Regions from separate parts of the Mus musculus genome. Here region 1 is linked to region 2. Evidence: chromatin loops called from intact Hi-C (ENCODE). Cell type or tissue: gastrocnemius. All regions are shown on one strand. Each heading gives the region's core, and the rest is flanking DNA. Links, peaks and the distances in the headings are about the cores only. Region 1 has its middle 30 kb from the start of Rbm10. Region 2 holds the start of Rp2 (retinitis pigmentosa 2 homolog).

What was found. A loop is a pair of places that touch in the nucleus more often than their neighbours do. Peaks named below come from ENCODE experiments on the same cell type or tissue, not always from the same donor. Only the 100,000 strongest peaks of a DNase experiment are listed, where the experiment ranks them.
Region 1: a loop joins it to region 2, with 3 times the contacts of the local background. A loop is called at or near these places in 4 of 42 quality-filtered maps.

The regions. Positions count from the first base shown.
Region 1 is chrX:20,579,601-20,595,317 of GRCm38, forward strand. It overlaps the pseudogene Gm14539. Among named protein-coding and RNA genes, the nearest start is that of Rbm10, 30 kb to the right of the region's middle. In gastrocnemius, for the core only: a CTCF peak has its summit at 8,610 (motif pointing left); a DNase peak (open chromatin) is centred at 8,540.
Region 2 is chrX:20,359,508-20,375,224 of GRCm38, forward strand. It overlaps Rp2 (retinitis pigmentosa 2 homolog), which reads left to right and starts at 4,974. Exons shown (of 5, transcript NM_133669.5): 1 at 4,974-5,321. The coding sequence starts at 5,229. In gastrocnemius, for the core only: a CTCF peak has its summit at 6,716; DNase peaks (open chromatin) are centred at 4,551, 4,987 and 5,389; H3K4me3 peaks cover 2,117 bases; H3K27ac peaks cover 1,147 bases.

The sequences.
Region 1 (15,717 bases), core at 4,576-12,575, 220 kb after region 2:
TGCACCTGGCCCAACCTACCAAATGCGGATATTTAAGGCTTGCATCACTATAGCCGTGGAAACAACAGCTTTTAACCTTGTTGCCTCATGAAGCAACAAGAGTAAGAAAACATGAACAAGGAGTGAGCAGAGGCAACATAGAGTTATTAAAAGAAACTGAGGGAAAAAAAAAACTCCTGAGAGTGGGAGGGATTTCCAGGGAGAAATACTGATGTGATGCCCACCGAGTGGTCTTTCATAGATCATATGGCAGGAACTGGATGGAGGGAGACTGAGGTAATCTTTATTGGAACTGGTCATATATGAATACATGGTAGGGCCAGTAAGGAGTCCTCTTGCCCGATTCACGATCCCTCAGACCAAAGGCAAAGGTGATCCAACTGGAGAAATGGTCACAAGTGACTAACTCATGAGCTGCCAGCTGCCCTGCCTTGACTGCCCACGAGATGCTAGCTTCGGGTTTCTCTCCATTTAATTTGATGTTAGCTATGGACTTGTTGTAAGCTGCCATTATTAGGCTTAGGTCCCTTGTATCCCTAATCTCTCCAGGACTTGTATCATGAATGGGTGTTGGGTTTTATCAAAGGACTGTTCTGCATCTAATGACATGATCATTACGTCATTTTCTTTCAGTTTGTCTATATGGTGGATTACATTGATGGATTTTCATGTATTGAACCATCCCTGCATCCCTGGGATGAAGCCTACTTGATCATGATGGATGTTTTGGTCTGTATTTGGGTTCAATTTGCATGTATTGAGTATTTTTGCTTCTATGTTCATGAGGAAAATTGGTCTATAATTCTTTCTTTGTCAGGTCTTTATGTGGTTTGAGTGTCAGAGTAACTGTAACCTTATAAAATGTATTGGGCAATGTTCCTTCTGTTTCTATTTCATGGAATAGCTTGAGGAGTATTGGCATTAACCGTTCTTTGAAAGTCTGATAGACCGGGGCCTAGCAAACACAGAAGTGGATGCTCACAGTCAGCTAATGGATGGATCATAGGGCTCCCAATGGAGGAGCTAGAGAAAGTAGCCAAGGAGCTAAAGGGATCTGCAACCCTATAGGTGGAACAACATTATGAACTAACCAGTACCCCGGAGCTCTTGACTCTAGCTGCATATGTATCAAAAGATGGCCTAGTCGGCCATCACTGGAAAGAGAGGCCCATTGGACTTGCAAACTTTATATGCCCCAGTACAGGGGAACACCAGGGCCAAAAAGGGGGAGTGGGTGGGCAGGGGAGTGGGGGTGGATGGATATGGGGGACTTTTGGAAAAAAAAAAAAAAGAAAGTCTGATAGAATTCTGAGCTAAAAGCATCTGGCCCTGGGCTTTTTTTTTTGAGGGGGGAGGGGAGCTGGGAGACTTTATACTTCTATTTCACTAGGGGTTATAGTTCTATTTAAATTGTTTATCTAATCTTTTTTTTCCAGGTTCATAATTTATTGTACAAATTGTGTATTACATGATGAGTTCACATCAGCTTCTTCAGGCATGGGACTTAACAGGTGAGGTCAGACATTTCAAAATCCATTTATGTTGCTTTCACAGCTGGAGTTTTCTTAGGCCTTAACTTGAAGTATAAGACCAGCAAAGCAATGCCTCCATATGTGGCCAGGACACAATTCATTCTACCTGTGAGGGTATAAGAGTTGAAATATTTTTTAATACCAGTGAACTGGAATTGGCCATCACTTTCTGCACCAGCCATGACTTCAATCTTCGTCCGAACCCCAAACTCCACGGCCGATGTCCTTCAACAAACCTCTGTTTATCTAATCTTGATTTAACTTTGTAAGTGGTACCTATTGAGAAAATTATCCATTTCTTTTAAATCTTCCAATTTTGTGGAATACAGATTTTAAAAGTATATCCTTATGATTCTTTGGATTTCCCCAGTATCTGTTGTTATGTTCCACTTTTCATTTCTAATTTTGTTAATTTAAATAGTCTCTCTGAATTTTAGTTAATATAAATGAGGGCTTGTCAATATTACTGATTTTCTCAAAGAAACAACTCTTTGTTTCATTGATTCTTTGTATTGGTTGGTTGTTTGGTTTGATTTTTATTGATTTCAGCCCTGAAGTTGATTTTTTTTTTGTCATCTACTCAATTTGGGTGTAGTTTCTCTTTTTTGTTCGAGAGCTTTCAGGTGTACAGTTATGTTCCTAGTATGAGATTGTTCCAACTTTTTTTTCTTTTTTTCTTTTTCTTTTTTTTTTTTTTTTTTTTTTTTTTTGGTTTTTCAGGACAAGGTTTCTCTGTATAGCCCTGGGACCCACTTTGTAGACCAAGGCTGGCCTCGAACTCAGAAATCTGCCTGCCTCTGCCTCCCAAGTGCTGGGATTAAAGGCATGCACCACGACCACCCGGCTGCTCCAACTTTTTTAAGTTACCACTTAGTACCATGAATTTGCTTCTTAGAACAGACTTTACTATGTCCCATATGTCTGAGTATGTTGTGTATTCATTTTTATTCACATCTAGAAAGTCTTTCGTTTCTGTCTTGACATATTTGTCATTCAGTAAAGAGTTGTTCAGTTTCCATGAGTTTGTAAGTTTTCTCATGTTTTTGTTGTTGATATCCAGCTTTAATCTATGGTACTCAGACTGGATGCCAGAGTGTTATTTTGATTTTTTTTTTGTATCTGTTGAGATTTTCTTTGTGTCAGAGTATGTGACCAATTTTGGAAAAAGTTCCATGAGGTGCTGAGAAGTTATATTCTTTTGTGTTTAGGTGAAATGTTCTGCAAATAGCAGTTTGGTTTATAACTGAAATTAAGTTAGTTTTTCCATTTCTCCATTTAGTTTTTGCCTGTGTGACTGGTCTCTTGGTAACAGTGAGGTATTGAAGTCTCTGACTATCTATATGTGAGGATCAGTATGTGATTTAAGCTGTAGTAGTATTTCTTTTACAAACTTAGGAGTACTTGTGTTTGGAGCATAGACTTTAAGAATTGCCATGTCCTCCTGGTGGATTTTTTTCTTTGATGAGTGTGTAGTATCACTTCTGATTAGTTTTGGTTTAAAATCTATTTTGTCAGATATTAAAATGACTACACCAGCTTGTTTCTTAGGTATATTTACTTGGAATACCTTTTTTTCAACCCTTTACCCTTAGGTGATGTCTGTCCTGGATGTTGAAGTGTGTTTCCTGTGTGCAGCAGAAGAATGTATCTTGTTTCCTTATCCATTCTGTTAGTCTGTGTCTTATTTTTTTAAGATTTATTTATTTTATGTATATGAGTACACTGAAGCTGTCTTCAGACACTCCAGAAGAGGGAGTCAAATCTCGTTATGGATGGTTGTGAACCACCATGTGGTTGCTGGGAATTGAACTCAGGACCTCTGGAAGAGCAGTCAGTTCTCTTAGCCACTGAGCCATCTCTCCAGCCCTAGTCTGCATCTTTGATGGTGAGAAAAGTCAATGGCCAATAATTGTTGATTTCCTGTTATTTTGTTATTGGTGGTGGTTATGTTGTGTGTGTGTGTGTACATATATATATATATATATATATATATATATATATATATATATATATATATTCCTAAATATAACCTGCTCAGTTCATATAGTGTTACTTATATGTATGTTTTCAAGGCTGCCCATTTGGCAGTGAACAACCAGTTGCTGTACTCCTTCCTGAGAGGAAACACTTCCCCTGCTCCCAGCTTTTCTCAATTGCCTATGGTTCTTGTATGTGGTTGATATCTTGTGAACTTTTCCCCATCCACTTTTGCATGCCTATTGGAGTCATCCTTGTTCAGTTCATGTTTGAGCAGTCATGTTGGTAAGAGTTGTGGATATAACATCTGATATTCCTTATAGGTATACTTTCACAACAAACTCCAGTATTCTCTGGCTCTTACCAAGTTTCTGCCCCACCCCACACCTACACACCCACACATACTTTGTGATAGTCACTGAGCCTTAGGATTGGGAGTATTTTGTAAATGTATCCATTGAGACTGGCCTACACAACTCTGCATTTTGACTGGTTTTCTGTAGTCTTATCCATCTGTTACAAAGATAATTTTCATTAGTGAATGGAATGGTGAGAACATTTATCTGTGGGTATAAGGAAGTTTTTTAGAATGTAGTTGAGGATTCTACTAGTTTAGTAAAGTGGTTGTAGGTAGGTAATTGTTTAAGTTTCAGGTATCAGGAATGATTTCCCTTTTATTAAGTGGGCTTATTTTTATTTGAATTATGTTTATATGTATTTGTCTGTTTGGGAATGTATAGCTGTAAAGTGCAGGTACCTGAAGAGTCCTGGAGAAGGCATAGATACCCTGCAACTGGAGATATAGGCAATTCTGTGCTGGGAACCAAACTTAAGTCCTTTACAAGGGCAGTCCTCAGTCTCAACTGCTGAGTCATCTTTACAGCCACAAGATTTTTTTATTCCAATCATTTTAATTACATTAATCTCAGATCACATAATACACACGATATAGCAAATATATCAACACACACATATATATGTGTATAGAGATATATAAGTATATGATATAAAAGTTATAGAGTGATTGTAAAGAGTTCAGAGGCTACAGCAGAGTTCAAGAGTTTGTCAGAACTGAGAAGCACAGAAGCTGATGGGACTTCAAATAGAGTCTTTATTAATAAGGTATCAACTGAACAAAGCTGAGAGCTAGCTGCTGGCCTTAGACTTGAGCTACAGGATCAAAGATAAGCTGTAGAGTTTAGTCCCGCTTCGGAAGTGAAAGGGTCCAGCTAGCCCAGAAGAGTGAACAGGCAGATGGATGAACAGATGTCAGGTCTGGATAGGTAAATAGGAGGTTGAACAAACAGCCATTCCAGAAAGCTACATCAACAGTAGGAACCAAGGGGAGTTTACGTTTCCAGGACAGTGAAAAGTTCTCTGCCCATCAGTCCTTGATACACACACCAAGTAGCTAATGATAAGTCAATAAGGGCTGTCACCATCTCAGTGCTAGATGTTTGCTCAGTGTTCTATTGCTGTGAAGAAACACTATTTCGGTCCCTGACCCCACCAGAGGCTTGTTACGTTATAATGCAGCAGTGCATTCTGTACAACTCCAAAAGTTGACATAGTCTTTTACAGTCTCAAGACTTGTTTAAAAGTCCAAAGTCTCTTCTGAGACTCAGGACAATCTCTTAACTGTAAAAATCCAAATTTTAAAAATCAGATTATATTCTTCCCACACGCAATGAATGGCATTGCTATTCCAAAATGGGGAGAAAGGAGGCATGTAAAGGAAATACTGGACCAAAGCAAGACTAAACACCAACTGGGCAAACTCCAAATTCTGCATCTCTGTGTCTGATATCTAAGTGTTCTTTAGATCTCCAACTCCTTTTAGCTTTGTTGACTGCAATACCCCCCCCACCCTCTCTCTCTCTCCCCTCCCTCTCTCTCTCCCTCTCTTTCTATCTCTCTCTCACTCATTCTAGTTTCACTCCCTGTTAACAGCTCTCCTTGATGGGTACCCCACAACTCTGGGATCTCCAGTGAAATCCAGGCTTCATGTTCACAGTATCACACAATGGCCTTTCTATGTCTTCATTCAGGTACACCTCTGAGACACAACTGGCTTAAGTGACTTTCCTTATCCACAGAGGGAGATTCTACCACCCTATTTTTTTTTTAACATTTAGAGTGCTTTTCACAACCCTATTCTTGTATCCTTGACTCTAAAGCCAGAGCCACATGGCTGAAGCTGCTAAGTTCTGTTATATGCTGGGGACACTTTCAGTTACATCTGCATTAGCTTTCTGGCTTTGATGATTTTCTTCACTGCTTCAGCTCTTCTTTAATTCTTGTTTACAAGTTGGAAGCTTAACTAGATGAGTTATTCTCCTGAGGTCACCACTCCCTTTATTCCATTTAGCATCAGGCTTTTCTTTGAACTTTTTATCTCCTGGAGTGACGGATTTAGTTTAGCTCCATTCCACTTCCTGGTGCCCATTTTCTCCTTAAACTGTACATTTTGTATTTTTTCCTTGCTCAGCTTGCTCCTTTTCATTATAGATCTGCTTAAGATTGATCACTAACAGCCATATAACAGAATCAATACAAAGCTGTTTTGAAATATCCTATGTGAATATAAAAGTCTTCAATTTAGCCTCAGGCAGGTTGTTTTTATTTTTTTTTTTAATTTTTGGACACGGGTAGAAAGCAGCCAAATTATTCCCCCAAAATATCACAAAGAACAGCATCCAGGCCACTTACTAGTATTCTTGCCCTCTGAAACCTCTTGAGCTGAATCTTTTTTTGTTTGTTTGTTTAATTAAATGTATTTATTCACTTTACAACCCAAATATCAGCTCTTCCTCTCCTCCCAGTGTCCCCCCTCAAGTAAGTCCTCTCCCCATTCCCCTGAGAGGGGAAGCCCCCTTCTGGGTGTCAGGCCACACTGCTGTCATCCCACCGCTACCCTACCCACGCTGAACATTAAGTTGCTGCAGGACTAGGCATATCCTCTCCTACATTCAAATACATGAGCCTATGTAGACATTCTTATTCAGACAACCAGTGTTCAGTTTGCTCAATAAGGTCTCCTTGTCTGAGCTGGATCTTTATAACCAGCATCGCTCCCAATACTACTAGTATGACCTCGGCCCTGTTTAAAACATTCAACTACTTTCCTAATCCAAAGTCCCAAACTGTTTCATATTTCTCTAAGAAACAACATGGTCAGACCTATCATAGCAATATTCTAATCCCTGGTACCAACTTCTGTCTTTGTCAATATTCTATTGCTATGAATAGACACTGTGACCATGGCAACTCTTAGAAAGGACAGGATTTAATTGGACCATGCTTGTAGTTTCAAAGGTTGAGTCCATTATCATTGCAGGAAGTATGGTGGCATGCAGGCAGATATGGTGATGTAGAAATACCAAAGGGATCTAAGACCAGATTTGCAGGCATCAGGAGGAGAGAGAGAGTGCATTAGGCCTGGCTTGTCCTTCTGAAACCTCAAAGCGCCCCCCCCCCAGTGACACATTTCTTCCAACAAGGCCACACTTACTCCAACAAGGCCAAACCTTCTAATCCTTCTAAGTAGTGCCACTCCCTAATGACAAACATTCAAATACATGAGCCTATGTAGACATTCTTATTCAGACAACCAGTGTTCAGTTTGCTCAATAAGGTCATTGAGTCGCACCTTTTCTCTCCTAAGAATAAGCTGTTTATAACCATAAACATGTGCTATGTAGATAGTGCCAAAGATATGTTACTATTCATGTTTCCACCCAGGTGCAGAGTCATCTTCCTCCTCAAATTGATTCCAAAGCTGCTTGTAAGATGAACTCTCTCAGGCTAGCAAACACTCACCAGGGAAGTGTTTGCCATACAACCCTAATAACCTGGGTCTCATAGTAGAAGGTAGTAACTCCAGGACCTCATGGTAGAAAGAACCAACTCTGCTTACTATAGAGCCACACTCACACACATACATACCACACACACAATAAATATATACTTACATTTTTAAATAAAGTCTTTCGAAGCAATTCATAGTCTGAAAAGACTGCCACATAATCTGGAGTAACTTGGAGTATCTCATAGCTTGATCTCAGCAGAACCAGCTGGGACCTGAAAGTAACTTAGATTGGATTAAAAGCACAGCCAGAATATGGCAGTCTCAACTATAATATTATATTACAAAGTGAACTTTTATAAACTAGGCCAAGGAACTGAGGAATCTTACCTGCAAGCTTTAAGAACCACTTTGAGTGTGGTGGGGCACAACTTCAATCCCAACACTATGGAGGCAAAGACTCTGAGTTCAAGACCAGCCAAGGCTACATAGTGAAAGTTTGTCTCAAAAACAACAACAAAAGAACATACCCAGATTTATGCCAACGATGTATAATAGATTCAGGAATAGTGCCTTTCATAAGTAAGATTGGTCACACCCAATTGGGGCACACACATATCCCTTTAAGACAGTGATTCTCAACCTTCCTAATGCTGCAGCCTTTTAATACAGTTCTTCATTGTGGTGATCCCCAACCACAAATTATTTTCATTGCCACTTCATAACTATAATTTTGCTATTGTTAAGAATCACAGACTGGCACATGCCTTTAATTCCAGCACTTGGGAGGCAGAGGCAGGCGGATTTCTGAATTCGAGTCCAGCCTGGTCTACAGAGTGAGTTCCAGAACAGCCAGGGCTACACAGAGAAACCCTGTCTCGAAAAGCCAAAAAAAAAAAAAAAAAAAAAAAAAAAAAAAGAATTGTAATGTAAGGGCTGGGGAGATGGCTCAATGGTTAAGAGAACTGACTGCTTTTCTAGAGGTCCTGAGTTCAATTCCCAGCAACCACACGGTGGCTCACAACTATCTGTAATGGGATCTGATGCCTTCTTCTGTTGTGTCTGAAGAGATGGACAGTGTGCTCACATAAAATGAATAAATAAATCTTAAAAAAAAGAATCTTTAAAAAAAAAGAATCACAATGTAAATATCTGTGTCTTCCGGGGGTCTTAAGCGGCCCAGTGAAAGGCTCAGTGGACCCCACCCCAGGGGTCATGACTCACAGGTAGAGAACCACTGTTTAAGACATCCTGGTAAATCAGTAAAAATAAAACCTTTTCTCTTGGTGCCACCTACTGGGCAAACAAGCTCAATACACCCATATTCAGTAAATTTTTTTAACATTTATTTTTTTAACGGAATATTTTATTTCTTTACATTTCAAATGTTATCTTCTTTCCCGATTCCCCCCCCCAGAGCCCTCCATCTCATCCCCCTCCTCCTGCTTCTATGAGGGTGCACTCCCACCCACCCACCCACCCATTCCTGCCTCCCTGCATTCCCCTACACTGTGGCATAGAGCCTTCACTGGACCAAGGGCCTCTTCTCCCATTGATGCTGGGCAAGGCCATCCTCTGTTACATATATGGCTGGAGCCACGGGTCTCTCTATGTGTACTACTACTACTACTACTACTTCTTCTTCTTCTTCTTCTTCTTCTTCTTCTTCTTCTTCTCCTTCTTCTCCTTCTTCTCCTTCTTCTTCTTCTTCTCCTTCTCCTTCTTCTTCTCCTTCTTCTTCTCCTTCTTCTTCTCCTTCTTCTTCTCCTTCTTCTTCTCCTTCTTCTTCTCCTTCTTCTTCTCCTTCTTCTTCTCCTTCTTCTTCTCCTTCTTCTTCTCCTTCTTCTTCTCCTTCTCCTTCTCCTTCTCCTTCTCCTTCTTCTTCTTCTTCTTCTTCTTCTTCTTCTTCTTCTTCTTCTTCTTCTTCTTCTTCTTCTTCTTCTTCTTCTTCTTCTGTTTTTCGAGACAGGGTTTCTCTGTGTAGCCCTGGCTGTCCTGGAACTCACTTTGTAAACCAGGTTGGCCTCAAACTCAGAAATCCACCTGCCTCTGCCTTCCAAGTGCTGGGATTACAGGCATGCGCCACCACACCCGGCTTTATGTGTACTTCTTAGTTGGTGGTTTAGACCCTGGGAGCTCTGGTTGGGTCATATTGTTGTTCTTCCTATGGGGTTACAAACTCCTTCAGCTCCTTCAGTCCTTTCTCTAGCTCCTCCATTGGGGACCCTGTGTTTAGTCCAATAGTTGACGAAGAGCATCTGCCTCTGTATATGTCAGCCTCAGGCACAGCCTCTCAGGAGACAGCTATATCAGGCTCCTGTCAGCAAGCACTTCTTGGCATCTGCAACAGTGTCTGGGTTTGGTGTCTGCATATGGAATGGATTCCCAGGTGGAGCAGTCTCTGGATGGCCTTTCCTTCAGTCTCTGCTCTGAACTTTGTCTCTGTATCTCCTCCCATGGGTATTTTGATCCCCCTTCTAAGAAGGATCGAAGTATTCACACTTTGGTCTTCCTTCTTCTTGAGCTTCATGTGGTCTGTGAATTGTATCTTGGGTATTCTGAGAATGTGGGCTAATATCCACTTATTAGTGAGTTCATACCATGTGTATTCTTTTGTGATTGGGTTACCTCACTCAGGATGATATTTTCTAGTTCCATCCATTTGCCTGAGGAGAACAATGGCTTCCCTTTGGTTCTGGCCTGAAAGGGTCAAAGCAGTTAATTGGGGTAAAGTTCAGGGGCCATCCCTCCTGGAAGGGAGGGATGTCCTAACATAACTTTCTGTGGGCCAGAGTTTTCCCTTGTTCCTAGTCAAGAGTTAATATTTACCCGGAGAGGAGGATGTCCTTGGGTCTGCTGATAAACAGTTCCTCCTTCTGAAGAATGGTCTTGTTATGAGAAAATGACTCCAAAAATGATAATATTGTCTGCCAGGTGCAACTAAGTAAAAATGTTATTTTTTTAGCAAAAATTTCAAAATCATACCCCATGTTTATAAGCTGAAAAAATCAGTAAAGCTTTGCTACTTGCCACCAGAGCGGTAGTCCGTCTGTCTCTTTAAGGCGTTCATGAAGCTGGTCTTCGTCACTTGCCTAAGAATTTCTATTCTTTGTTTTTAATAGCTGAGTAGTACTCCATTGTGTAAATGTACCACATTTTCTGTATCTATTCCTCTGTTGAGGGACATCTGGGTTGTTTCCAGCTTCTGGCTATTATAAATAAGGTCACTATGAACATAGTGGAAACACGTGCCCCTGTGGCATGGTGGGGCATCTTTTGTGTATTTTCTCAAGAGTTGTATAGCTGGGTCTTCAGGTAGATCTATTTCCAATTTTCTGAGGAACCTCCAGATTGATTTCCAGAGTGCTTGTACCAGTTTGCAATCCCACCAGCAAAGGAGGAGTGTTCTCTTTCTCCACATTCTCTCCAACATGTATTGTCACCTGAGGTTTTGATCTTAGCCATTCTGATTGGTGTCAGGGTCATTTTGATTTGCATTTCTCTGATCACTAAGGACTTTGAACATTTCTTTAGGTGTTTCTGAGCTATTCTAGATTCCTCAGTTGTGAATTCTTGGTTTAGTTCTATACCCCATTTTTTAATTGGGTTGTTTGGTTTTTTAGTGATTAACTTCTCGAGTTCTTTTATATATTTTGGACATTCACACTCTATCGGATGTGGCGTTAGTGAAGATTTTTTTCCCCAATATGTAGGTTGCCAATTTGTCTTAATGACTATGTCTTTTGCCTTACAGAAGCTTTCCAGTTTCATGAGGTCCCATTTATCAATTCTTGATCTTAGAGCATGAGCCATTGGAGTTCTGTTTAGGAAATTTCCCCCTGAGCCAATGAGTTCAAGGCTCTTTCCCACTTTCTCTTTTATTAGATTCAGTGTATCTGATTTTATGTTGAGGTCCTTGATCCACTTGGACTTGGGCTTTGTACAAGGTGACAAATATGGGTCTATTTTCATTCTTCTACATACAGACAGCCAGTTAGACCAGCACCATTTACAGAATATGCTTTCTTTTTTTCATTGTATATGAGTCTGTTTTTATAGTTTACCTGCTCTTGATTTAACTTTGGTATGTGGCATCTGTCTAGAAAACCATCCATTTCATCTAGATTTTCTAGTTTTGTTGAGTATAGGCTTTTATAGTAGGATCTGATTTTTTTTAATTTCCTTTATTTCTGTTGTTATGTCACCCTTTTCATTTCTGATTTTACCAAATTGATACTGCCTCTTGTCCCTTTAGTTTGGCTAGAGCTTTATCTATCTTGTTGATTCGTTCAAAGAACCAGCTTTTGGTTTTGCTGATTCTTTGTATTGTTTTCTTTGTTTCTATTTGGTTGTTTTTGGCCCTGAGTTTGACTATTTCCTGCCTTTTACTCCTCTTGGGTGAGTTTGCTTCTTTTTGTTTTAGATCTCTAAGGTATGCTGTTAAGTTGTCAGTGTAAGATCTCTCCAGTTTCTTTACCAGGGCACTTAGTGCTATGAACTTTCCTCTTAGCACTGCTTTCATTGTGTCCCCTAAGTTTGGGTATGATGTATCAACATTTTCATTAAATTCCAGAAAGTCTTTAATTCCTTTCTTTATTTCTTCTCTGACCAAGTTATCACAGAGTAAAGAGTTGTCCAGTTTCCACGTGTATGTGAGCTTTCTGTAGTTTTTGCTGTTATTGAAGACCAGCCTTAGCCCATGGTGATCTGATAGGATGCATGGTATTATTTCAATCTTCTTGTATCTTTTGAGGGTTATTTTGTGACCAATTATATGGTCAATTTTGGAGAAGGTACCATGAGGTGCTGAGAAGAAGGTATATTATTTTGTTTTAGGGTGAAATGTTCTGTAGATATCTGTTAAATCCATTTGGTTCATAACCTCTCTTAGTTTCACTGTGTCTCTGTTTAGTTTTTGTTTTAATAACCTGTCCATTGGTGAGATTGGGGTGTTAAAATCTCCCACTACTATTGTGTGGGGTCAATGTGTGTTCTGAGTTTTAGTAAAGTTTCGTTTATGATTTTGGGAGCTGTTGCATTTGGGGCATAGATGTTCAGAATTGAGACTTTCTCTTGGTAGATTTTTCCCCTTGATGAATATAAAGTGTCCTTCATCACGCTTGATAACCTTTGGTTGAAAGTCTATTTTATTGGATATTAGGATGGCAACTCCTGCTTGTTTCCTGGGACCATTTTCTTGGAAGACCTTTTTCCATCCTTTTATTCTGAGAGAGTGTCTGTCTTTGTTGTTGAAGTGTGCTTCTTGTATGCAGCAAAATGCTGGATCTTGTTTGCATATCCAGTCTGTTAGCTTATGTCTTTTTATAGGTGAGTTGAGTCCATTAATATTAAGAGATATTAAAGAGAGATGACTGTTGGGTTGGAGAGATGGCTCAGTGGTTAAGAGCACTGACTGATCTTCCAGAGGTCCTGAGTTCAAATCCCAGCAACCACATGGTGGCTCACATCCATCTGTAATAAAATCTGATGCCCTCTTCTGGTGTGTCTGAAGACAGCTACAAGTGTACGAATTTATAATAAGAAATAAATCTTTGGGCTGGAGCAACCAGGGACTGAGTGAGCAGGGCTGACCAGAGCGAGCAGAGGTCCTAAAATTCAATTCCCAGCAACCACATGATGGCTCACAACCATCTGTACAGCTACAGTGTACTCATATATATATATATATATATATATATATATATAAAATAAATCTTTAAAAAAGAGAGAGAAGGGAGGGATGACTGTTGGTTCTTGATATGTTTATTTTTGTAGGTGGCTTTGTGTGCTTATGCTGCTTTTGACTTTGTTGTGAGGTGCTTAATATCTTGTCCTTTCTTTGGTGCAGGTATCTTCCTTGTGTTGGAGTTTTCTTTCCAGGATCCTTTGTAGGGCTGGGTTGGTAGATAGATACTGTTTGAATTTGGTTTTGTCCTGGAATATTTTGGTTTTTCCATCTATGTTGATTGAGAGTTTTGCTGGGTATAGTAGCCTGGGCTGGCATTTGTGTTCTCTTAGAGTTTGCATGACCTCTGACCAGGCTCTTCTGGCTTTCATAGTCTCTGTTGAGAAGTCTGGTTTAATTCTGATAGATCTACCTTTGTATGCTACTTGGCCTTTTTCCCTTGCAGCTTTTAATATTCTTTCTTTGCTCTGTGTATTTAGTGTTTTGATAATTATGTAACAAGAAGATTTTCTTTTCTTGTCCTATTTATTTAGTGTTCTATCGGCTTCTTGTACCTCTTTGTCCATCTCTTTCTTTAGGTTGGAAAAGTTTTCTTCTATGATTTTGTTGATGACATTTTCATGTCCTTTGAGCTTGGTATCTTCATTTTCCTCTATTCTAATTATCCTTGGATTTGGTCTTTTCATTGTGTCCTGAATTTCCTGGATGCTTTGGGTTAGAAGTTTTTATGTTTTGAATTTTCTTTGACAGTTGTGTCAATCTTTTCTACTGTATCTTCTACACCTGAGATTCTTTTATCTCTTGTATTCTGTTGGTGATGCTTGCATCTGTAATTCCTGACCTCTTTCCTAGGCTTTCTATTTCCAGGTTTGCCTCCATTTGTATTTTCTTTATTGTTTCTACTTCCACTTTTAGGTCTTGGATCACTTTGTTCAATTCCTTCACCTGTTTACCTGTGTTTTCCTTCAGCGAGTTACTGATATCCTCCTTAATGTACTCTATTATCTTCATAAGATAGGATTTTAGGGCAGATTCCTGATTTTCAGGTGTGTTGGTGTATTCAGGGCTTTCTGTGGTGGGAGAACTGGGTTCTGATGATGCCCACACATTTTGGCTTCTGTTGCTTATGGTCTTGTGCTTGCCTTTTGCCATATGGATATCCCTGGTGTTTGTTGACTGTGTGGAGTCTGCCCCTTTTGTCTCTGGGTTGCTTCAGGTCTCCTGGTAGACTTGCAGCCCTGACTGTATCAGACCTCCTGTGGGACCTTCCAACTGGGGGCTCTTCACAGGAGCAGAAAAGCTGCTGACCTGTTGTCCTGGCTGCAGTAGATCTCCTGGGAGGCCTTCAGACTATTGGATCTTCAGTGGAGCACTCAGGCTGTTGTCCAACTGTGCTGAGTGCAGCTGATCCTCAACTGCTCTGAGTGCAAGAGTGTCCTCAACTGCTCAACTGCTCTGAGTGCAGTGGGTCCTCTAGGATGGATTGGGATATGGAGTCTTCACAAGAGCAGACCAACTAGGGGTTTGTCCCCTCAGCAATCACAGGCAGAAGGGATGGAAGGAATAGAAGGAAGGAGAGTGGTATTCGGAGGGTGGGGGTTTTGGTAGGTAATGGGTCCCGAGTCCACCAGGCTCCCCAGCAGCAGCTCTGGGAATGGGCGGGGGTGGTGTTGAGGGGGAGCTTTTTTTTTTCCATTTTTTATTAGGTATTTAGCTCATTTACATTTCCAATGCTATACCAAAAGTCCCCCATACCCACCCACCCCCACTCCCCTACCCACCCACTACCCCTTTCTGGCCCTGGCGTTCCCCTGTACTGGGGCATACAAAGTTTGCGTGTCCAATGGGCCTCTCTTTCCAGTGATGGCCGACTAGGCCATCTTTTGATACATATGCAGCTAGAGTCAAGAGCTCCGGGGTACTGGTTAGTTCATAATGTTGTTCCACCTATAGGGTTGCAGATCCCTTTAGCTCCGTGGGTTCTTTCTCTAGCTCCTCCATTGGGAGCCCTATGATCCATCCATTAGCTGACTGTGAGCATCCACTTCTGTGTTTGCGAGGCCCCGGCATAGTCTCACAAGAGATAGCTACATCTGGGTCCTTTCGATAAAATCTTGCTAGGGTATGCAATGGTGTCAACGTTTGGATGCTGATTATGGGGTGGATCCCTGGATATGGCAGTCTCTACATGGTCCATCCTTTCATCTCAGCTCCAAACTTTGTCTCTGTAACTCCTTCCATGGGTGTTTTGTTCCCAATTCTAAGGAGGGGCATAGTGTCCACACTTCAGTCTTCATTCTTCTTGAGTTTCATGTGTTTAGCAAATTGTACCTTATATCTTGGGAATCCTAGGTTTGGGGCTAATATCCACTTATCAGTGAGTACATATTGTGTGAGTTCCTTTGTGAATGTGTTACCTCACTCAGGATGATGCCCTCCAGGTCCATCCATTTGGCTAGGAATTTCATAAAGTCATTCTTTTTAATAGCTGAGTAGTACTCCATTGTGTAGATGTACCACATTTTCTGTATCCATTCCTCTGTTGAGGGGCATCTGGGTTCTTTCCAGCTTCTGGCTATAATAAATAAGGCTGCTATGAACATAGTTGAGCATGTGTCCTTCTTACCAGTTGGGGCATCTTCTGGATATATGCCCAGGAGAGGTATTGCTGGATCCTCCGGTAGTACTATGTCCAATTTTCTGAGGAACCGCCAGAC
Region 2 (15,717 bases), core at 3,253-11,252:
TAAATGCTGTCCTTATAAGGGTTGCCTTGGTCATGGTGTCTGTTCACAGTAGTAAAACCCTAACTAAGACAGAAGTTGGTACCAAGGACTAGGGTATTGCTATGATAGGCCTGACCATGCCTTTGTTTGGAAGAACGTGGATTTTGGGACTTTGAGTTTGGAAAGCAGTGGAAAACTTTAAATGGGGCTTAATGGGCTATCCTAGTAGGAATATGAAAGACTGAGTGTAATTTGAATTGTGCAGACCTGACCCAAGAGGTTTCAGAGGAGAAGAATTGCAGAATGTGGCATAAAGACTGTTTCTGTGGTGTTTTGGTGAAGAATGTAGCTGCTTTTTGCCCTTGTCTGAGGCATCTGCCTGAGGCTAAGGTGAAGAGACTCAGATTAATTACATCGACAAAGGAAGTCTCAGAAACACTCATCATAGACTTTGTTATCTGATTAAGTCTCATGAAGAACATTTTAAACAAGCATAGCAAAGTTAAAAAGGAAAAATATTAAAATGTATGATATTAAAGGGCCACCAGGAGCTAAATCCTGTGTTCAAGGATATTAAAGTGAATTAAGGGAGTAGTGACATTGGGGCAGGATATCACCCAGCTAAAAGTTTAGGTCCAGACATGGTAGTACAAGCTTTTAATCCTTGGGTGCAAAAACAAGAAGATCTCTGAGTTGAAGGCCAGCCTAGAGAATGTTCTACATGAAGGAAAACTTAAATCCAGGCTTGGTGGACCACACAGTACTTAGGAGATAGACATGCAGATCTCTGAATTCCAAGTTCCAGGACAGTCAAGCTTAGGCAGTGAAGGAATTGGAAAACTGGTGGAAAGCTGGTGATAGTGTAATAGAACAAGACGACCATGTTCCAGCCCCAGCAAGCAGCAGAACTTGGCAGCTTTGGTCACGTGACTCTGGCTTTAGAGTCCAGAATAGAAGGGATTACTGGAACAAGTGATGCTGGTTAGCTGGAGCTAAGAAATTAGTGGTGATTAAGAAGAGACCAACATCACTGAGGTGAAATCTTTTGGGAAGTGTTTTCTGAGAGCACAAAGAAGCTGTGCTCCAAAGATAGCCAAGGTTATACCTCCTGCAGCAGCTGTACTTGGTAATGTGTAAGAGTTACCCATTTGGTACTGGTTTTGAAGGCATGAAGGCATCATGAAGAACAGCTGAAGCTTGGCACTGTGAGAGGCCATGGAAGGCCGTTGGTGAAGGTGAAGCCTCAGTTGACATCCCAGGACTGAAGGGGTCATGCAAAGGATTTGAGGCTTGGCACCATGAAGAGAGCCTTTGAGAGGCTATTGGTGAAGCCTATTTGCAGAGGAAGACCCCAGTGTATTGGAGATGACAGTACCATGGGATGACCACCAAAACAGCATCAGCAGTGGAGCGGACCAACCTGAGCTTAGAGTGCTACAGAGGGCAGAGCTGAAGAAGTGACAGCAGCCCTTTGGAGGAGCCCAGAAGATCATGTGTGGATTCCAGACATTGAAACAAGAAGCTGTAACATTGAAGTTGCCTTAGAGACCCCAAGATGTTCAAGATGCCGGAGCATTGGGCTATCTGCTGAGGAAAGCTGATAACAGGGAGTGGAACCAGCTCAGGAGAAAAAAAAATTGTTCCAGTCAACAAAGATGAAAATGGAGTTGAAGATCTGAAGACTGCTTTGATGTCAGACATGGCGATACAGAGTTTAGAGTTTGCCCAGCTGGTTTCCTGTTTTGCTTTGGGAATGTTAAGTGATTCGATGAATCTTAGAAGAGACTTTGAACTTTGGACTTTTAACATTATTGATACTACTATAGACTATGGAGACTTTGGAAGTTGGGCTAAATGTGTTTTGCATTATGCTATGTTTAGGTATGGCCCCCATAGACTCATATGTTTGAATAAGGCTATGGGGACCATGGAGTGAAATGTGATGGTTTGTATATGCTTGGCCCAGGGAGTGGCACTATTAGAGGGTGTGGCCCTGTTGGAGTAGGTGTGTCACTGTGGGTGTGGGTTTTAAGACCCTCATTCTAGCTGCCTGGAAGTGAGTCTTTCACTAGTAGCCTTCAGTTGATGATGTCGAATTCTCAACTCTACCTACACTATGCCTGCCATGCTCCCACCTTGATGATAATGAACTAAACCTCTGAACCTGTAATCCAGCCCCCAAATAAATGTTGTCCTTATAAGAGTTGCCTTGGTCATAGTGTCTGTTCACAACAGTAAAATCCTAACTAAGACAGGTGGGAAGTGTCTACCTAGGCAGAAGTAATTGAACTTATGCTTGTGTCTAGCACATACTTTTGTAGGACTTGTTCACCACCTACTTTTATAATATGGAACTCATTCCTGCCATTGCAGCAATTAGAACATATGTGCACATCTGTCTACAGACGATTAACTGGCAAAAAAAATTGTCTGATTATCTCCCTTCAGAGTCTGAGTTAATGTATAAGGGGCTCATTGTACATTCTGCACACTGGGACAGAAGAGTCAGGACTCGAGATAGAATGGCAGTTGGCAGCAATGTATATGCTGATTAGTAAGGACAGAGCTGGCTTGCCAAAAAAAGTCATGGGAATTTATGGTGGAAGGAACTAAAGAGAGACATGGAGAAGGCAGAGACAGAGACAGAGACAGAGTCAGACAGAGAGACAGATAAAGACAGAGAGACATAGGCCTGGTGACTTTTAATCCCAGCTACTTGAGAGGCAAAAACAGGGGACTCAGTTTAATGCCTGTCTGGGTTAATGGGCAACTTAGCCAGACCCTTTCTCAAAATTTAAAGTACTTTGTAAAGGCACAGGGAGGTATTCACGATTTATGTTGGTGGTATAGCACCTGCCTAGTAGGTATAACATGTGCAAGGCTTTAGTTTAATCCCTAGCACCTCTGAAGAAGAAGAAAAAAGAGCAAGAGAGCAAAACAGATCACTAATCTTTGTGTATTAGCTTTTTAATCCTGGTTGTTCTTGGGTTGGTGGGGGCTATATGGAAAGAAGAGACAGTGTCTCAAGTAGCCCAGGCCAGTCTTGAACTCCATTCTGCTTCTAACTCTCAAATGCTGAGAATATATTGCCACACCCAGCTATAATTTGTATGATTTCAATTTAATTTTGATTTAATTTGATTTGGGATTAGACTGACAGTGAGATGAGAGTTAACCAAGTGCCTTCAGTTTTATTTGAGGATCTCTAAAAACTAATTACAGGTTGATCTAGATTTTGTTTCAGATTTGAGTTTCTCAAGAGCATGTGTTTCAAAGCAATGAGTTAGGGCTGGAGAGATGGATCAGCAGTTAAGAGCACTGGCTGCTCTCCCAGAGGTCCTGAGCTCAATTCCCAGCAACCACATGGTGGTTCACAACCATCTGTAATGGGCTCTGATGCCCTTTTCTGCTGTGTCTGAAGAGAGTGACAGTGTACACACATACATAAAATAAACAAATAATTTTAAAAGGGTGTGCTCAAAGCAATGAGTTTTAGAAATTCTTTCTCTAAAATTAGTTTTATTGAGTTGTGTCTTTATGAAGAACATGATCCATGAGGGACAGAGGATCTGAATTTTTCTAGTTCTTGCTCAATTCCATTCATTGTGACCACAGATTCATCCCTGGATTTCAGCTTCTTATTCTGCACTCTGCAGTGATCAAACTTTTGCTATTCTATGAATATAAATTAGCAGCAGGGCTCTAATACAAAACTATCCTCACATAGAACTTTGATCTGACTGAAGAAAAAGGCAGTAATGCACAGCTTTTATTGTCCAAGACCTGGAGCTTAACTTTCAGGTCATTTATAATTCTTAAGCACTGTACCCTTCTTCCTGGTTGTACAAAAAGGGCAGGAAGTGAAAGGAGGAACAATCTTAATGCCCAAATTGAGTCAGAGGCTCTTTTAGAATCTACATTAAATGTGATAGGTATGGTCAAGTAAAAAGATAAACAAATTTGAAAGTGCTAGTCTGCATTTGATGTCTTATCATGATGTTTTAATACTGTATCTCAGAGAAATCAACTTATTATGAAAGCAATACATGGGCATTGTACTCAAAGTCCACCCAAATACAACAAATGTTAATGATTGTGTATATTTTTATGTTTTCACGCGAACTTTGTACCATTTGCTTTGAACAGATCAGGTTGTTTATATGATAGGGTTTATATCCTCTATTAGACTTTGCACTGCTTGAGTTCCTAAAGCTCCTTTGTGGTGAGTCAACATGCCTCTCTTACCCTCTATAGTTGGACTACTGTCTTTTGGAAGAGATTGGAAAAAGGTTATATGTGCTTCTGTCATTGGATGCATAAGCTGAGAGATTCAAAGGTACATGCCTTTTTGTAATATCCTTTTGCTCCCAGATTCACTGTTCTAGTAAGGAGACAATACTAGGTTTTTATCCTAAATACTTGTCCAATTTTGGAGAGATAAGTGGAAGCTTTTAGACATCCCTCAAAGGATTGGAGAGATGGCTCAGTGTTTAAGATCATTTGCTCCTCTTGCAGAGGATCCAGGTTCGCTCCCTAGCACTTGCTTGATGGCTTACAACTATTAGTAACCAGGAGATTTGAGCCCTCTCCTGACCTCTACAGACACCAGACATGAACAGTTCGACCAGAAGCTTGTGGGTTCCCTAGAAAGGTACTGAAAGGGAGGAGTGAAGGACACAAATTTGTTTTACAAAATCAGCAAGATTTTTTTCCCTAGCAATTTTTGTCATAAAACAAGTCCACTACTCTGTATGGCATCCCCTCCAGAGCTTAAATTTTGGAAACTTTCGAAATTTGAGCACCGGGTCAGGAAAAGGTACTCAGCCCAATCAAACAGCAGCCAGCTAGCCCAGCCTAGTTCACTAGAGGGGAGAAGCTGGGGGTGGAGTAGGACCGACCTGGGGACGGGGCCCTCGGTGAGAGCACCTGAGCTGGCCAGCCCCCCGCTGACGTAGGATTGGTGAATGAATACTTTGGCCTGAGCTCATAGGAGCAGAGCAGCTTGCGAGGCATTGATTGGCTCAGAGGCTGCTGCCCGCTTATTGGTTGCCATAGGTCGTCACGGAGACCTAGGGGGTTGGGCGGAGAAGGGTGTTGGGCCTGGCGGGAGTGCTGAGGGTTCCTGGCGGCGGGGCTGCTCCCCTGGGCGGTGTCCGGGGAGCTGTTGGCCGAGTCACCCTGGCTTCCCGCCACCCTCTGAAAGGTGTCTGAGCGAGTGGGGTCCACTACCAAGACCCTTAGGCCGCACCATGGGCTGCTGCTTCACTAAGAGGAGGAAGAGTGAAAAGGCTGAGGGAGAGGAGGAGCAGCCCAAGCTGTACAGCTGGGACCAGCGGGAGAAGGTGATGTTTTGGGGATCCCTTGCTTTGGGCCCTCCTCGGCTGCCCTTTGCAGCAGATGAAAGCGGGCAGTTTGGCGGGTGGCCCACAACTGGCTTTCACTGGCGCGCACAGGCAGCTGAAGTCGCACGACTTTGGGGGCGGGATGTGAAGGGCCCAAAGGAGGCATAGAGTTAGTGGTCAGCCTAACTAGACTCCCAGGGCCTCTCTGTAGGCTCTGCACCCCGACTCCGGATTCTAGAAAGGACTCCAGGGAGGGAAAGAGCCAGGAAGGTGCTGAATCTCCAATCAGCTCATTTCACCAGCGTTGGCCAAAGGGGTTTGGTCCAGTGGTCGAATTACACACGCAAGACTGGTTCTCATCTTTTCTGCGGTTTGTATTCCCAAGCTGTTACTCTTTTGTCTGCTCTCCTCTGAAAATCGCTTTTGGTGCCTCTTGGTGTTACTCAGTTATTAAATGGACTGTTTCATGTCTACCTTTATTCTCGTCTTCCATTTATCAGAAAAGAATAATGAAAATTGAGGCAGTCTTGGAGTGTATTGTGTAAGGTGAAAGTACCCAACACAAACCAGGAAGTAGTTTATTATTGCAGCTTTATATGAACGAAAATGCCATATATATATATATGTACACACACACATACACACACACATATATACATATGTGTGTGTGTATATATATATATATATATATATATATATATATATATATATATATATATATATATATATATATATATATATATATATATATATCTCAAAAGGTTTGAAAAAGTCTCCTAATCTTGCACAAAACACACTTACTTAGGCATACATTTCACAATGGTTCCTCTTTCTACAAAGTTCTTCTTTTCTTCTTAGTGTAGTTGCTTTGTAAAACACTTAATAGACATCAATTATTATAGTTTCTCAAACAAAATAAGAACGCTTGTTCTTTTAAATGGGTGTCATGAACAGTTAACTATTGCTTAATGCAACAACTTTGACCAGAAGTACTAAAGTCTTGTTTTGTTATAACCAGTCATCCTGCATCCTTGTTTGGTATGACAAATCATCCTGCATCATTTCAAATCCCCAGCAGAATTTAGGCATTCATATAAATGACATTTTCAAAATGTTGGCTTTTAACAAATGGAAGCTGAATTCTCAGGCTCAGCTTTTTGCCTTTGACTCTGAAACCTTTCTTAGGCCATGTGGCCTTTTGTTCCTCTTATATAGCAGTATTTTGTCATGTAGGAAAGTGTTGTATTTTCTGTCTTATATGAAGATTGTACCCATCAAAATCATTTGGTAGGAGGATTTTGAAGTATTCATTTTCAACAGCCTTGGGATTTCTAATAATGCTGTTTAAATTTTTTCTCCCCAGCGCTGGGTATTGAGCCATGCTAGGCAAGCATTCTACCACTGAGTGGCATCCCTAGCTAAACAATGCTCTTTAAACTTGAACTTCCTGCTGCAGAGAGAGTTTTTGTTTGTCTTATTTTGTTTAGAAGTGTCAGGCTAAAAGTAAAAGTGTGCTTTTCTTTTCAGTAGTCTTGGTTGGCTGTGGTTCACTGTTCCATAATAATTGTCTTTCTGCTAACTTCTACTTACAAAGTTCTGATTAATTGGGGTCTTCTGGTCTTGCTATTATGTTATTTTTGCAACAGGATCTTTTTTGTTATATTTTGAGACAAGGTCTCATGTAACTCTGCATAGCCCTGAGTATCTATCTGATTCCCCTGCCTCCATCTCTTGATTGCTTGAATTGTAAGCATGCATCACCAACTTATGCTAGAGACAATGTTTTGATATGTACTTCTGGCTAGCCTGTTAAACGGTATGTAGCTTAGGCTGGCCTTGGATTTCAGGCAATCTACCTGCCTGAGCATACTGAGTACTGAGATTATGGGCTGGGCTACCACACCCTGATAGTTGGGATCTTTCATATGAATGTGTTTTGTGATCTCTTTTTCTTGTGCTCTTTATCTAAGTTAAAGTACTGAAAAATAGCTTAGTGGATACTAATATCTAAGTGTCGCCTCTCCCACCATGTGTGCTGCATTAAACTTTCTGGTGTAAATAGGAACATTAAATTTTTTTCATTTATAGTTTTAAAATGTTTTTATTCAATAAAGAGGTCAGCCTTGAAACCAGATTCATACAAACAGCAAAAACAGACTCAGTAGGTTGTATTTATGCATACTTAAACATACATAGATATGTATGTGTAATAATAATAAAGGAACCCTTTTTGAGAGCATTGCTAGGTACTATAGTTGTAGAGATGTAAGAGCTGTTATTGGAAATGTACAATAAGCCTATATATATATAAAATAGCTAGATATATAATTATATTCTATATAATACATAGTATACATAAGATGCCATAATATATTATTATTATATATATTATATAGATATAATAAAAGTTAAAACCTTTTTTGTGGTGCTGGGAATAGAACACAGAATGTTAGGCAGGCATTCTACCACTGATCTATACCCCTAGCCCTCCAATGGTACTTTTACTGACCCTGGTCTTGCTATCTCTTGAAACTTTTGTGTGTGTGTGTGTGTTTTTCATTACAAGGAATTGAGTGTAAATACACAGCTTACCGAAATAACTGAGATACATTGTATCTGTAGCAACAGAAATGGTTTGTCTCAGGTTTTCATAATATCATGGAGTCTAGGTCTGTGCTGTTTAAAGTTAGAGCAAGCAATTAGTCAACCTGTAAGAGATTTTGTTTTTTGTTTTTTTTTAATGAGTTGACTGTAATCTCCTTACCATTGGAAAAGTGGTGTTTAAAGTTTCCTTAGGTTGTATAATCAGAGTTGATGGGTACCCCATGGGTTTTGGGTTTTGTGTTGGGTAATTGGGTCAGCCTTAAGGGACTGAAGCAAGGAGAAATTGTCTCAATTAGAAAGAATGTTTGAGGACTAAGTGGTGTCATGGCAACTTACATATTACAGTCAACAGTGGAAGGAATTCATTTTCCATTGCTGCTGACTTTGAAAAAGAAAAAAAAAAAACTACCCTGAAATGAGAAATAGTTTGGATTCTAAGATCTCTGTTTAAATCATTTAGAAAGAAATGCCTTTTCTTATTATTTATATGCTGTATTTTAATAGTTAAGCAAATTATTCAATGTATATGTATTCAAACACCAAGGAAGAGCCAAACTTATTATTCTTGCCCTCCGAGATCTTCCTTGCCCTTTGGAGTGAAAACGGGAAATACTGAGGCAAAATGGGGTGAAGATGAGTGGCACACAAAGGGAGTTTTCAGTTCCACTTATTCATGCTAATATTCCTCAATAACGGAAAGAAGAATAGTTTCTCTGGCTGGGCAAAGTGGTGCAAGCCTATAGTGCTAGCAACTTTGGAGGCTTGGTGCTTCTGAGTACAGGGCCAGCCTCCTGAGTTTCAGGCTGCCCTGTGTGAGTATGGTCATTGTGAGACTGAGATCTTGACTCCTTAAAAAGAAAAAAAAAGAATTAGTTTCCCAAATGATGGCTTAGGTATGAAAATTGTGATTTGAGTATGAAGAACACACTTGTATCTGCTACATTTGTCTCATGATTATTCGAAATAGTGCTTATTAAAGCCAAAGTCTCAGATCAGAAATTCAACTGTCTGTTGTTCAACTTTGGGTAAACCAGCCAATTTGTGCATATCAAGCTTCTTAGTTATAAAGTTGGCTAGTCCTAAAGAGTTCTGCACAATTTAGCGAGGCAAAGACTTGCCCTGAAGAAGAGACATTAGATAGTAATTGTCATCTCCAGAGACACTTCAAGCACAACTTATAGGAGAATTTAATTCCAAGAATTGTTCATCAATAGAAAGGATGACTTTATGGGAAACTGATGTCTGTGTGGAACCTTCAGAGGTTAGATAGGTGACCTGCTAAAAAGAAGTATCTGTAGTAGATAGGAAGCTCGATGCTATTTTCATCATCATCTAAGTATGTGAGATAATTTAGTTGCCGTTTGACATGAACTAAACCATCCTAAAACTTAATACCTTAAAACACTGGCAAATACTGCTTTTGTTTAGGACTCTGCCCTTTGTGTACAGTTAAGCAGGGTTGACTCTATATGGTATCAACTGTGGCAACTTGAGTAGGGGTTCCAGGATCGCCTTCAGGGTGGCTTAACCCCAAAGGTGACTGTCAGGTTGATACAGGCATGCAGTTGGGAGCTCAACTAGGGCTGAAGGCCAAGCACTCTCCATGTGTATTCTGAACTTCAGGATCCAAGGACCTCTGATTTTATTGAGTCTAATTGATCTTTTCTCCCAAATAACGATTTCTAATTTTGATATTTTATTACAAATATATTTAAGTTTTTTATTTTACAGTTATGTGTGTATGTATGTGAAAATCTGGTATGAGTTTGTACACATGAGAGCAATGCCTATAGAGAGCAGAAACAGGTATCAGATCCTGTGGAGCTGGAGTCTCATACAGTTATGAGCCATCTGACATGAGTGCTGAGAACTCAGGTTCTCTGCAAGAACACTATGTGCTCTTACTGGCTGAGCCATCTCTCTAACCCTTCATTAGATATATTTTATTAGATGTCTTTAGAGAAAACATTTAATGTATACCTTAAAGCTTAAGTAAGCATATCTGCTACAAGCTACTCTTTAAAAATACTTTTTATTTTTACAAACTGGATTTCCATTAATGTGAATAGATTCCATTAGTATATCTCAGGATATCATTACTGAAGTTAACTCCAGAAATTAAATTTAATGAAAATTTGCTTGCTGCCTAGTAAAGAATTAAGATGTTCACTGCTGTTTTCTGTTAGGGAAATAATACTTAAATAGTACTGTTGATCCAACTCCTGCTAATGCAGCAAGTTTGAGGCCAGTGTGGGCTATAGGTAATACATAGAGATATAAACTATGTACATTTCATCAAGGCTCATATGTTAAAATACTTTAGACTATAACCTATCTATGCTTGTAATTTTAGACATTTTAAGAACTAGTAACGTTTACAAAATTATTCTAAGCTAGAAATTAGTTATTAAGTTTTGACTTGAAGAACTTTTAGGAATTTCTGAGAAAATATAGTAACATATATCCTATATTTCTCCCTTGAATAGTGATTGACAATCCAAGTAATTTTATACTGTAAAGCGAATTATAGAATCTTTAGCTACAGGATTAATTTATCCTCATAAGCCAGTAAAAATGGAATGTCTAGGAAAAACTAAGAAGATAGATTACACTGAATCCCGCAGTATTAGAAGCTGTTATGAGTATTAGTCAAAATTTTTTGAAGGCCTAAATCCTCCATGATTATATTTGAAGTTAGAGCCACTAAAGAAAGAAAAAAGCTTACATAATGTTCATAAGTGTAGAGTTCTAATCCCACAGGATTGGTGACTTCATAAGATTTACTAGAAAGTAAGCCCAGTCAAGTCCCTCAACCCCACAAAAAGTGCTGGTAAAGATAGAGATGAAGGGCTTCTTAGTTGAAGCCAGCTAGGCCAGGCCGCCGTAACAAAATGCCACATTCTGGATGGCTTACACAGCAAGTTTAGGTTTCAGAGTTCTAGAGCCCAAGACTCAGAAGATCAAGATGCTAGCACATTCTAGCATCTCTGTCTAGTGGGCCTGTCTTCTTGGCTTTAGATAGCTGTCTTTTTGCTGTATCCTTTCAAGACTTTTCCTCTCTGTATTCACCGGCGCCAGCACTCTTTCCCACATCTTACAAGGCCAGTAATCCCGTTATGAAGGCCTCTCATTACTTCCCAAAGGCTTCACCTCCAAATATCACCATATTGAAGGCTAGAGCTTCAAAGGAGAAATTTGGGGAGACTGGTTGGAGATACAGCTCAGTGGTGGAGTACTTACCTAGCATACACGAGGCCCAGGGTTCAATCTCTAGTAGCATTAAAAATGGGGGGGAGACACGAATATTAAGTCCACAGCACACTCAAACCTATTAAAATAACAGCTCAGTGATTTAGCAATAGATTTTATGCCGACATTTGCAACAAGAAATCTTAACTCCTAGTAGTGTGTGTGTGTGTGTGTGTGTCTGTGTTAATTTGTTTGAGTGTAGACCCACACATGCCTTGCTCCTCTTGCCCATTCAGCTTTGTAGAAATCAGCCAAATCCTGGTGGTCTTTTCCCTTTACCTATTCACCTTTGCTCTAACTACCTCCGCTGTGATTAATGTATCAGTGCCAAAAAGACACGTGGAAACATGATCAGAGAATACTTTTTTCCTCCTAAAATTTAATGCAGAATGGACTTAAGCCACCCTTTGATGTTCTTTCTCACTTTAAGGCCTGGAAGTAGACCAAGCTCCCATTGCCTGCCCCGTAACTATGTTCCCACGTCCTGGTACTGGCTTTCACAGAGGAAAGCAGCCTCAGTCTCCCTTTACATAAAGGGAGGAAAGACCTACAGTAGTTATCAGAAGCAGTGCCTCTGCCTGCTATAGTTCTTTTATTTCCCTAGCCAGAAATTGATCAACTTGACGTGTGACTTAACTGAATGTCCCTGAGTGCCAGTTTGTTCCCATTTTTTTTCAGTGTTGGGAATTGAACTGTGGCCTTCCATATACTAGACAAGTGAAGTGCTCTTACTGGGCTAGCTCCTAAGCCTTACTCTTTTGTTCTTGATCAGCATCAGACTCTCAGTTCATTGGAGATGGAGTGGAGAGTGGGATGTGGGGAAGATTCAAGTTCTCTTCAAAACAGTGTGTGATTGGGTTGGAGAGAGAGCTCCACATTAAGAGTACTGGGTGTTCTTCTGAGGACCCGAGTTTGATTCCTAGCACATGGTGACTCACAACTATCCATAGCTCTAGTTCCAAGGAGATCTGATACACTCTTCTAGCCTCCATGGGCACATATATGCAGGCAAAACACTCATACACCTAACAAAAAAGGTACTTGATTATCAGATTTAGTTACTATTCATATAATACCTGTATAACCCACATTATAGGAGTTATATTCTGGGGTAACCAAGATTCATTGACTAAAATGGCTATATAGTTACCTATATTCTGTTTTTTAGCGGTTTATTGATTTTGTAAATTTTATGTGTATGCATGTGCACAGTGTGCATGCAAGTACCCACAGAAGAGGGCATCGGAAGTCTTGGAACTGGAGTTACAGGCATTTGTGAGGTGTCTGATGTGGGTGCTGGAACTAAACCCAGGTTGTTTGCAAGAGCAGTAAGTGCTCCTGACGACTAAGCATCTCTCAGCACCTTATACTCTGCTTTAAACCTGTTTATAATCATATCCTTGTTTTCATTCATTCTATTGTATTGTTTCTTAATCATTCTTGACAGTTTGTCTATTAAAACTTGTTTTGACCTTGTTGTTCTTTATTATATTTAATGTTTAAATTATTAATTACATCTGTGATTTTAACTTCTCTTATGTATTATTTTAGCATTTAATTGCAATACAGTTAACATTCCATGGCAGTTCTAGATCGTGTTTGTAAAGTATCTACTATTTTTAAATTTCTGAGCCTTTTTTTTTTTCAGGGTAGTCTCAAAATTTGAGACTATTCTAAATCAGCCTTCTAAGTGCTAATTTTATAGGTGTGTGTCACCGCACCTAGCTTTAATTTTTAAGAGAAAATTTAGATGTGTTTATTTTATGTATGCATGTGTTTTGCTTGCATGTATGTCTGTATACCACATGCATTCTTGGTACCTAAGGAGGGCAATGGATTCCTTGGAACTGGAGTTATAGACAGCAGTGAGTGACATATGGATGCTGAGAATCAAACCTGTGTCCTCTGCAGGAGCAACAAGCACCCTTAACTACTGAGCTATCTCTCCAATCCCCCAATTTTATTCAGTGTGTGTTTATGGACAAGTAATTTTACTTTTTGCATTTTACATCTTGTTTAGATGTGTAATGCAAGCTTACTTGTTGTGGATTCAGGTTTTCTTCATTTCTAGTTTTATCTGTTGTTGGTTTTTTGTTTTTGTTTTTTGTATTTTGGTGTTTTGTTTTGTTTTGTATATTCATGGTGCTTTTGGAAGCCAGAGAACATTCTCAAGTGTCATTCCTTAGGCATCACACACACACACACACACACTCACACACACACACACACACACACACACACTCACACACACACACACACACACACTCACACACACACACACTCACACACACACACACACACACTCACACACACACACACACTCACACACACACTCACACACACACACACTCACACACACACACTCACACACACACACACGCTCTCACACACACACACACACACTCACACACACACACACTCACACACACTCACACACACACACACACACACACACACACACACACACACACACACACACACACTTACAGTCTTTTGAGACAAGCAAGTGTCCTGGGATTCTCCACATATACTAGGCAGTGGGCCAGTGAGCTATAAGGCTCTGCCTGTCATTGACTCTGCAGTGCTGTTGTGGTGATAAGTGTATTCCACCACATCCAACTTTTTATATAACTGCTGGTGACTGAACTCGGGTCCCTATGTTAGAACTATCTTTTTAAGAGAATTTTTTTCTGAGACTTTTGTTTCGGTTTTGTTTGTTTGATGTAGGGTCTTGCTATTTAACAAAGGCTGGACCTGAGCTGGAGATTTTCCTGCAACAGCCTGTATATTTGATGTGCCTGTGCTTTGCCAACTATGCCATCTCCCCAATTCTGTATTTTTAGATTTTAATTTGTTTTTTTGTTGTTGTTTGTTTTTACCTATAAGTAATTAGGAGAAGTAGTGTTAGAAAGTATTCCTTAGATTTTATTTAATATTTTAGTTTATTTCATTTGGAAGTGCGAGGAATAGAACCAAGGGCCAAGGCAAGTGCTATACAATCGAGCAATACTTTAGCTTCTTAGATATGTTTGCCTTTTGTTTGTTTGGCTGTTGATTTTGGTAGGGTCTCATTGTATAGCCTAAGCTGGCTTCAAATTGACAATCTTCCTGCTTTATTTAGCACACCTGTTAATTCCATTTCCTCAACATTTCTCAAATTTATCCCATCCTTCTCGTTCCTTCTAACTACTTCAGCCCATTCTGGCTAAGCCCCTCAGACTCACACTCCAGATTTCCATATTCCTTTTAAACTATTTTATTTTTGTGTATATATGTAAGCCCGCAGGAGAGGCCATTAGATCCCCTGGAGCTGGAGTTACAGATAGTCGTGAGCCATCTAATGTGGGTGCTAGAACGAAACTCAAATCTGGAAGAGCAGCAAGTGGTTTTTTTGTTTGTTTGTTTTTGTTTTTGTTTTTTTGTTTTTTGAGACAGGGTTTCTCTGTATAGCCCTGGCTGTCCTGGAACTCACTTTGTAGACCAGGCTGGCCTCGAACTCAGAAATCTGCCTGCCTCTGCCTCCTGAGTACTGGGATTAAAGGTGTGTGCCACCATGCCCGGCTTGCAGCAAAGAACTATCTTTCCAACCCCCCATATTCTTATTAATTGTTCTGAAATGTAAATTTAACATATTTAAATTGTTCTGTGGCTTCTGTTGTTCATAGATAGCTTCCAAACTTTATACCAGGACCTCTGCCTTATTAGTTAGTTTCACTCCAGTATTTCTGGAAATACTAGGCCCCTTTGCATTTTCTTCCTGATGACTGAAAAATTTTACCTTGTTCAATCTGTTATCTTTGTCTGGTACTGTCTTTCTTTCCCGGTCTTTCCAATAAACTCCAACTTTTTTCATTCTCACTTTGTACCTTGGGTTGTCCTCTATGTTTCCCATCTCTGGATTTCTAAAATATTCCCAGCAGCTCTTACCACATGGTCAGGTTGTTTAAATGGTTTATTTAGGTATCTGTTACTTCCCTTTTAGTGCCTAAAATACTGTCTGGTTCATTTTGGGTATCCAAGTGTTGGTTGACTGACTAAAGATCCAGAAAGGTAGGGTGACTTTCAAGATCATGATACTCATAGGTGACAAAAATTACGCTAGAAAAAAAGACCTCTCGTTGTCTTATGCTATAGACCAGTGCTCATCCTAGGACATTATGTAAAACTAGATAAATATAATATTGTGTATGATAGAAGTCACTTTAAGCTAGTTTATCAATGATTAACATGCTTATATGTTACTTTGTATATAGGCAAATATATGTCCTGTAGCTATAAAAACCTGTTTGTAATACATAGTTTTGCATGTTAATGTTTATATTCATAAGCAGTTAAATAGTTCCAATCAATTTATAATACACTTTCAGAGCTGTTTTTAAACTGCCAGACTTGCCTTTTTACTCTCTCTCTCTCTCTCTCTCTCTCTCTCTCTCTCTCTCTCTCTCTCTGTGTGTGTGTGTGTGTGTTGGAGATATATGCTGATGATCAGACTAAGAGCCTCAGGCATGCTAAATGCACTCCATCATTGAGTTTTCTAACTATA